Linked DNA regions of Homo sapiens: region 1 is linked to region 2. A link is a contact called in ENCODE Hi-C or POLR2A ChIA-PET data. All regions are on one chromosome and are shown on one strand. The core of a region is the stretch at or near the end of the contact, and the rest is flanking DNA. Distances in the headings are between cores, read along the strand shown.

The links. Hi-C counts contacts between places; a loop is a spot of excess contacts on that map. ChIA-PET counts read pairs that join two places held with the same protein, here RNA polymerase II (POLR2A). Pooled maps may share reads with other maps.
Region 1: a loop to region 2 is called in a pooled map, with 2.8 times the contacts of the local background. The contact joins two enhancer-like sites. A Hi-C loop is called at or near these places in 1 of 37 single-sample maps with no recorded cell type and 8 of 50 pooled maps. POLR2A ChIA-PET finds 5 or more read pairs at or near these places in 2 of 52 experiments (CD4-positive, alpha-beta T cell and MCF 10A).

Annotation. Positions count from the first base shown.
Region 1 is chr5:67,244,160-67,248,120 of GRCh38, forward strand. No RefSeq gene overlaps it. Among named protein-coding and RNA genes, the nearest start is that of TILRLS, 22 kb to the right of the region's middle. Within about 2 kb of position 2,117, at least 2 of the 41 ENCODE cell types and tissues checked have a DNase peak (open chromatin) inside an H3K27ac peak, as active enhancers do.
Region 2 is chr5:67,159,559-67,163,431 of GRCh38, forward strand. MAST4 (microtubule associated serine/threonine kinase family member 4) reads left to right here. Exons shown (of 29, transcript NM_001164664.2): 27 at 898-1,034; 28 at 3,049-3,230; 29 at 3,589-3,873. Among named protein-coding and RNA genes, the nearest start is that of CD180, 35 kb to the right of the region's middle. Within about 2 kb of position 1,618, at least 9 of the 41 ENCODE cell types and tissues checked have a DNase peak (open chromatin) inside an H3K27ac peak, as active enhancers do.

The DNA of each region.
Region 1 (3,961 bases), core at 867-3,366, 85 kb after region 2:
AACTCTGCCCTTGTTGTGCGAAAGCAGTGGTAGAGGATACTTAAATAAACGAGTGTGGCTGTGTTCCAATAAAGGTTTATTTACAAACATAGGTATAGGTCTGACTTGGCCCACAATCTGTAGTTTCCTGAACCCAGTTTTATACCATTGAAGTTATGACAATTTCTGTTTGATGGTCACTAACAGGCTATTGGGTCTTAGAAAGTCAAAGCTACCATCTAGCCTGGTGGTAAGGTGAGCTGTTGCATCACAGTCCCCATGACTTGGCTTCTTTCCAGACCTGGGTATGCTCAGATCTCCAGCAGCCAGGAGAGTGGGCCTGGCTCCCACAGTACTCCAGTTTCCAAAAGGAATCACACATTCCCTTCCTGTGCAGATAAAAGAACAATTGGACCATGAGAGAACTTACTGGAAAGTAATGCAGGATCACCAGGAAGGAACAGGAATTCACTCCTCGGTCACAGTCTTCATAGTCTGATTGGGAGTCAATCAGGTCTAAAAAGGTCAGTGAGAATGTATGTCTGACTTTGGCAGGCTTCCAGCGCCTTACAGTCATGGAATAGTTTGTTGGGTTGTAGTTTTTTCCAGAGCCTATTCAGAGCTTCCTTTGGCTGCTCTATCCATGTCGGCTTCCTCACACCGCCACCCCACCACTATTTTCCCCTCACTTATTGTCTGTCAATGCAAAGCTATTGTTCCCGTTAACTAAAATCACCAATAAACAAATATTTTTTTTCTCTCCATTTCATCTTCCATAAAACTTGACTTTCAGGTCCTTTCCCCTGTACCCTCGTCTCTGGGAGCTGGTCCCAGGTCTCAGGCCCTAGAAAGCAAACATCTTCCATAAAAGGTCAGTGCAGAGAGTTTAGGTGAAACCTTATGCTGATGCAAATGGGCTAGATGATTGCTCTGGTGATTGTGTAGATTAATGTGTGTACATGTGTGTGTGTACGTGTGTGTCTGTGTGTCTGATTCTGACCTTTAAATTAGGCTTCTTCCCTGGGCCCCTGCTGAAGGAATTTCTTTCAGCAGCCTGGGTGCCATTGGTTAGCCTCCAGGTAGACATTATCTCTTCATTGTTGTCAAGTCTTCATTCTGTCCCTCCCATTTTTCACCATGTGAATCCACCTTATGATCTGTTTCAAAGTTGAACAAGATGAGAACTTTCAAAGGCTGGATGAAGAATGGAATTTTCAATGAATTTAATGACCTAATTCTCAAAAAGGTACATACAAAAAAAAAAAATTAAAAAGATATCTGCAGTTACTTGTTCTTTTTTTTTTTTTTTTGCCCTGATTGCATCATCTCTAAAGTTGCCTTTCTTGATGATCAACTGGCGAGATCTGTAAAGGGGCATAAGTTGCTAATGGGTCCTTGGAGTTGAAGTGATTTAGGGAAAAAAAATCCTACATTATTATTATTTTCCCCAAGTAGCACTCTGATGCCTGGGGAGAGGGATGCTGGTAGCTGTGTGAGAAGCGGCAGAAATGAGGAAGGAAGGAAGGAAGGAAGGAAGGAAGGAAGGAAGGAAGGAGGGAGGGAATATTTGATTATTTCTTCATAAACAACCAATTCCTTTAGCACCTGCTATGGTTCCTGCCGCTGTGAGAGGAATATCAATGGCTTCAATATTCCATTGTTTGTGACTGAGAAGCATTTGCCTGCTGTACTGGGCTGCTTAGTTTTTTCAGACTGGCCACAAGGCAGAAAATGTGGCAGATATATAAAAGGAAAATGTTGGCCAACATGCCCTACATCAGGTGAGTTTTCTGTCTAAAGCCCATTTTGGAGTTACTGCCTCTCCCCTTTTTGTTTCTTCACAGCCTTTTGTTGATTTTTAGTTACATTTCTTTCCCCTGATGAGTGGCATACCCTTAAGTGTGCAGGTTCTACTGTTCTGCTCACATTAACACTTCTGTTAGTTTTTTTGTAATAGCCTACTTTGTTTTGATAAAATCATTACTTTCTTCAGCAACACTAATGCAAAGGAATGATTCATGAATACAAATGAAAGAAACAGCTCACAAAACAGGAGAAAAGGTGAGGAAAGAGAAGTTATGTTGGGTACTTGAAGTAGATCATTACCACCAGGTGGCGCTATTAAAACACCTCATTTTAAAATCCTAAACAGGGTTGCAAATAAGGAAAATGCAAAATTAGAGTCCTTCACAGAGAAAATACTTTTTATCAAAGAGAGACAGAGTGTGCGTGTGTGTGTGTATGTGTGTGTGTGTTTAGAACATAATTGTTTTAGGAAGAAGTAAATATTATGGGAAGTGGTGATACTTTTTAGAAAGGTGGCTCACAATTGATATTCTTGTAAGTTAAATACTAAAGCTTTTGAATATAAATATATTTAATTCCAGCTAGACCTTTTCTAGAATCTTCTGAAGCATGACATTGTAGACATCAGAAAGATGGTTTACTTTTACCATTCCACAACCCACTTTCATTCTACATAGAGAGCTTGCACAGTGGGGGCATTTATGTGAAAACAATTAGTACCCCATTAGGGGAAACATGAAGCCTGCAGGTCTGAGATGTTCTTGACTGCTTTGGGAACTTGGCATGTAGAAAGCTGGTAAATTAATACTCCGTGGAAGAGGATTCTTTACTTTAAAACATGTTGTCTATTATGTGACTCCGTGCTGCTGGTACCATTGTTATTTAAAGTAGACATTTTCATGTTTGTGCATTCTGTATGTGCATAGGGTATCCATTTACTGACAGAGAGATGAAAAGCTGATAATTCACATGTTTGTACATCAAAGATAGGGTGTTGATATAATGGTCCAGATAATCTTACACTTGAAGAAAGGCCAGGAGTAGAAAGTGATCTAACACAAAAAAGCATTAACGCCCTGAATTTTACATTGATTCTCCCTTATTTCAGCCCCAGAGCAACTCTCTGAATCAGATGATGCTGATAACTCCATTCTTAAGGCGAGGCTCCAGGAAGTTAAATAAGTTGTCAGTTGTCACAAAGCCACACTATATGACAGAATCAGGAGTTAAGCTCAGAAATTATTCCAGGGAGAAAAAATGCAATAAAATGAAAGGGAAAAGGCCTACGTTGTTTTGCAGTTTGTATTTAGATAAAATACTGTGGATAGCTTTGAAAGAAAGTGGAAAGAGACATACATATATATATTCATTCTACTTTTCTTATGTAATTTTTATCAATTCTATCTCAGCATACTATAACATATTCCATCATCCACAAAGCAGGAAGCCTGGGAAGACTGCTGGGTTTTTCTATACCTGGGGAAGAAAATACAAGTTGCTCATGAAAGTTGTAGCTGTGATAGCTCCCACATAATTCACACTACAGAGGCATTGACCCAGCTGGAAATGCAATGCATTATATAGAAATCAGCTGGTCCCTGCCTGGAAGAATATATGTTAATGGGAATATGTGACTCCAAGGAGAGTGCCTGGTATATACTAGACATTCAACATGTTGGCAGGATCTGAGCCTACAGCAATATAAAACCGACAACTTTATATTGTTTTGAAGTATCTGATGAACTCTTTATTTCTTGTTTCTAATTGAATTGTATTTAGATAGCGGTTTTTAGCCAAATTTTGCAGAGACGCTTCTGTATCCACCTGGGAAGTTATATGGGGGAAAGATTGTGTATAGGGGGCAGTGGTGTGTGTGGTGGGGGAGTGGGCTTCGCCATCCACCCTAGCTTATGTTAGAGCAGGTGGGCTATTTCTAATACATGCGACATTTCTAATACTGTGCTTGCATATTTTGAGTACTTAATTTTGATGTCAAGTCCTATAATACATCAGGGATTTAAGTGATTTATTTGAAACAATTCGTCACTTAAAAGATTATACTTAAAAGATTCAGATCCTTTATGATTTTTTAAAAATGATAAAAGATCCCCTGTGTTCTATGGTTATCAGAATTGAAGGTGATACAATATCTGAAAAGAAAAGAAATCATTATACG
Region 2 (3,873 bases), core at 368-2,867:
TTGTACCTCTTGTACTTTCATGGTAATCGGGGCCATCTGTGACCTTGAAAGGACAGGTTTCTCCCCTGGTTATTATGAAATTCAGGAAGGGTAATTGATGCCAGGGACTACCCACCTGCCCTGGGCCCCCCTCGGCCTGACTGCTGACTCCACGCTCAGTTCCATCCCTAGAGGCTGCCCAGCAAGCCCCTTCCCAGGATTGAGAGAAAGGACACCGAAACTCACAGAAATTACCTTACCCTGTATGACCTGGTTAAAAAGAGGTTTCCTACTGGCTGGCATAAATGTTCCAGCTCTGCAAACTGATAGGTTTTATGGTGATAGAAAAGGAGCCTTTTAAAATAATTAAAAATAAAAGTCTCATTCGGTTTTGTTACTCTACAATTTTTAGGCCAAAGGAAAAACACAAAAAGGAGAAAAAAGAAAAATCAACCAAGAGCAGCCAGCCACTGGGAACATTAATACTTAATACCTGTGGAAGAAGTAGTTATCTTATTTATAGTGTTCTTTCCTTGTGTTGCACTGGGTGCAAAAGGCTTTACAGACTTGCTCTCATGTGATCCTCAAATGAGCCCCAGGAGATAGGTAGGATTATATTGTTAATTGGTACAGGAAGTTGAGGGTAGGGAGGGTAGCAGCCTGGTAAGGGCACAGTGCTTGGATTTGAACTCAGATCTGTGGACTCCAGAACTCACCCTCGTAAAGAAACTTCATATTTTGCCTTCCACCCAGTTTGTATTCTGGCAGGACTTCTTTGATTGAAGGGTTATTTAGAAACAGAAGGCCTTTTATATGTATGTTCCTTTCTATTTGTATTTGTCTATGAATCTCTCATCTCTGTTCTGATCTTGCTTCATCACAGCATTTCCCTTTAATGCCACCTCATCTTTTCTTTAGAGTGGGAATAAGGTGTCAATCACTACTACCCCATTTGAAAACACATCAATCAAAACTGGACCAGCCAGGAGAAACAGCTATAAGAGCCGGATGGTGAGGCGGAGCAAGAAATCCAAGAAGAAAGAAAGTCTCGAAAGGTTAGTAAAATCAGTATTCTTTTTAAGTTTGGTGTATACCTATGTTGGGGAAAAGTTACCCCTTAATTAAATGCTTATATATGAAGAAGATCTATTTTTCTGTGAGAAATTTTATGTTATGGTTCACATATATGTATACATTAAAATCCATATTCATAATAGCATCAACTTCCATAGTAAAAGGATTTACATATTTACATTGTGGAAGGATTCAGATTGTTTTTTATCATGTGTGAATGTCAGGAAAAGCCCTTTGCTGTTTTTTAAGCCTCTTCACTTGATTTCAGTTGAGTTGGATTGAGGAACTGGATCTTCAGGTGGTTTTTAACATTAAATCTACATTTAAAATGTCCTTTACGTTATCAAAAAACAAACAGTTGCTATTTTTAAAATGCCAGATATTCTAAAATTACTGTTACCTTTAAAGGTTCCGAATAAGCCTAGAAATAAAAGGGCTTTGTTTTACTCACTGAAAAACGAACTAGCTTATATACTTTTGTAGCCTGGGAAGCACTGATCAGTATCTTTTTGTGCTGCTTGCAGACACTAGCAAGAGGTATGTGTTTCTGGCAGGGCTGTTTCTTGCCAGGCAGCTCTCTGGGTGTGCCTCCTTTGCAATGCCACAGCATTTCTTTACTCAATTGGGCCTGATGAGTCACATCATATTAAAAGGATTTTTGATGATAGAAATGTAGAAAAACAAGCAAACGAAAAGCCATGTATTAACTCTGGGGGGAAAAAAAGTTATACAAGAAAGGAACAGAATTATGTTTCATATGGCCCAGCTGTGAACAATATTTATAATATAAGATAAAATACCGGCCGTTTTTCTAACCAAAAATTTTGCTTTCGCTATATTGGGAAGAATAGAAAAGGGGAAATATATTTGGTTGCAAGGTAGAAGGTGGTTGTATAAGAGCTTAATTATCATCTTTCATAGTAGAAAATCAACAGGTAATTTCTAAAACTGAAAAACTAAAAAATAGCAGTGTACAAACATTTAGCAATATGTAGACAAATGGGAGAAGAAACAGGTAAAAGAATACAAAGCGACTTCTTTGGGGAGTAGAGAAAAATTCGAGTAGAGGAGTTGCTGTTTTTCATTGTATGTTTATAGAAGTATTTGACTTTTTCACCCAAGTACATTTATTACTCTGATTAAAATTACACACACATAAGATCTTCTTTATTATTATGCTTTATATTTTGGCTGTGCTTTAAATCATTTAGAACAAATTGTTTCAAGGGCTAGCAACCAGAAACTTTGTTTTAAGCTTATGTGGAGTGGGTTAGATCTTACCATATATAGGCTTATATGGTAAAAGAACTTTGCACAGCCCGATGCCCTGCTAAGGTGTCAGAAGCTGTGCTTTTGCCTTAAGATGTGCTCATTGAGTACCAAATCCACATTTGCTTCTGCTGCAGTACAGTGTCTGCTGCCCTGCTGATACGATACGCTTCAGCTTCACCTTTCTCGGTTTTTTCTATGTCGTTGTACAGCCTGCATTGTTGTTAGGAATATTCAAGAGCCCACAATGGAATAAGCACAGCAAATAGCCCTTCATTGGCCTCTGCCCAGCCTATCACCATTAAAGAATTTGATTTCCAATACAATGGTTTTGCTTCCAGAGGTTTACTTTGTATTATCTCTTAGTTAAGTTGTGTCTGCATATTTAGGGGTAGGTACTCAGAAGCTTTCAAGCAAAGAGCATCCTCCTCATATACCTAACAAGTAAATGAATGTATTTTTAATGCATTTTATATTTTTCCTATTTTTCCAACTCTTCTTAAGTGTTTGGAATTGAGAGAGGCTCCATTGTCTACTATTAAATACTCTTCCTTTACATGTCATAAGAAGGTTTCTAATAGGAAAGTGGTGTTCTGCTCTTTAATAGGATCTGCTGTTGTATCCCTGTCCCTCACACGGAGTTATTGAGCTGAGCACAATGGTATTTTGGGGAGGCAGCAATAGTTCTGAAAGAAGACTGAACAATTTTTTCCTGTTTTTCTGTAGGAGGAGATCTCTTTTCAAAAAGCTAGCCAAGCAGCCTTCTCCTTTACTCCACACCAGCCGAAGTTTCTCCTGCTTGAACAGATCCCTGTCATCGGGTGAGAGCCTCCCAGGTTCCCCCACTCATAGCTTGTCTCCCCGGTCTCCAACACCAAGCTACCGCTCCACCCCTGACTTCCCATCTGGTGAGTGAGTCTCCTGGTCTAAACAGCAGAGGGGAGGGGAGGTAAAGTCATGTGAGGTCCCCAAAAAACATGAAGCTTGTTCCAGCTGAAAGAAAGCAGGTTGAAGGTGTAAATTATAAAGACAGATTTATAGAGAGGTCATAAGATGTGGCTATTCTGACCAAACAAATAAGTCAAGAAGTATGGGGCTAAACCTTGGCCTGGAGAGGTTTATCTGAAAAGTGTTTATTCCACTAGCTAAATGCTGAGACAATTTGCTGATCTTACCTGGCCTTACCTAATACAGTCTGGGCTACAACTGTGAAAAAAAGGGGAAAATGACCATGGATGCTCACAGCCTTCTGTTTTCCATCCACAGGTACTAATTCCTCCCAGAGCAGCTCCCCTAGTTCTAGTGCCCCCAATTCCCCAGCAGGGTCCGGGCACATCCGGCCCAGCACTCTCCACGGTCTTGCACCCAAACTCGGCGGGCAGCGGTACCGGTCCGGAAGGCGAAAGTCCGCCGGCAACATCCCACTGTCCCCGCTGGCCCGGACGCCCTCTCCAACCCCGCAACCCACCTCCCCGCAGCGGTCACCATCCCCTCTTCTGGGACACTCACTGGGCAATTCCAAGATCGCGCAAGCCTTTCCCAGCAAGATGC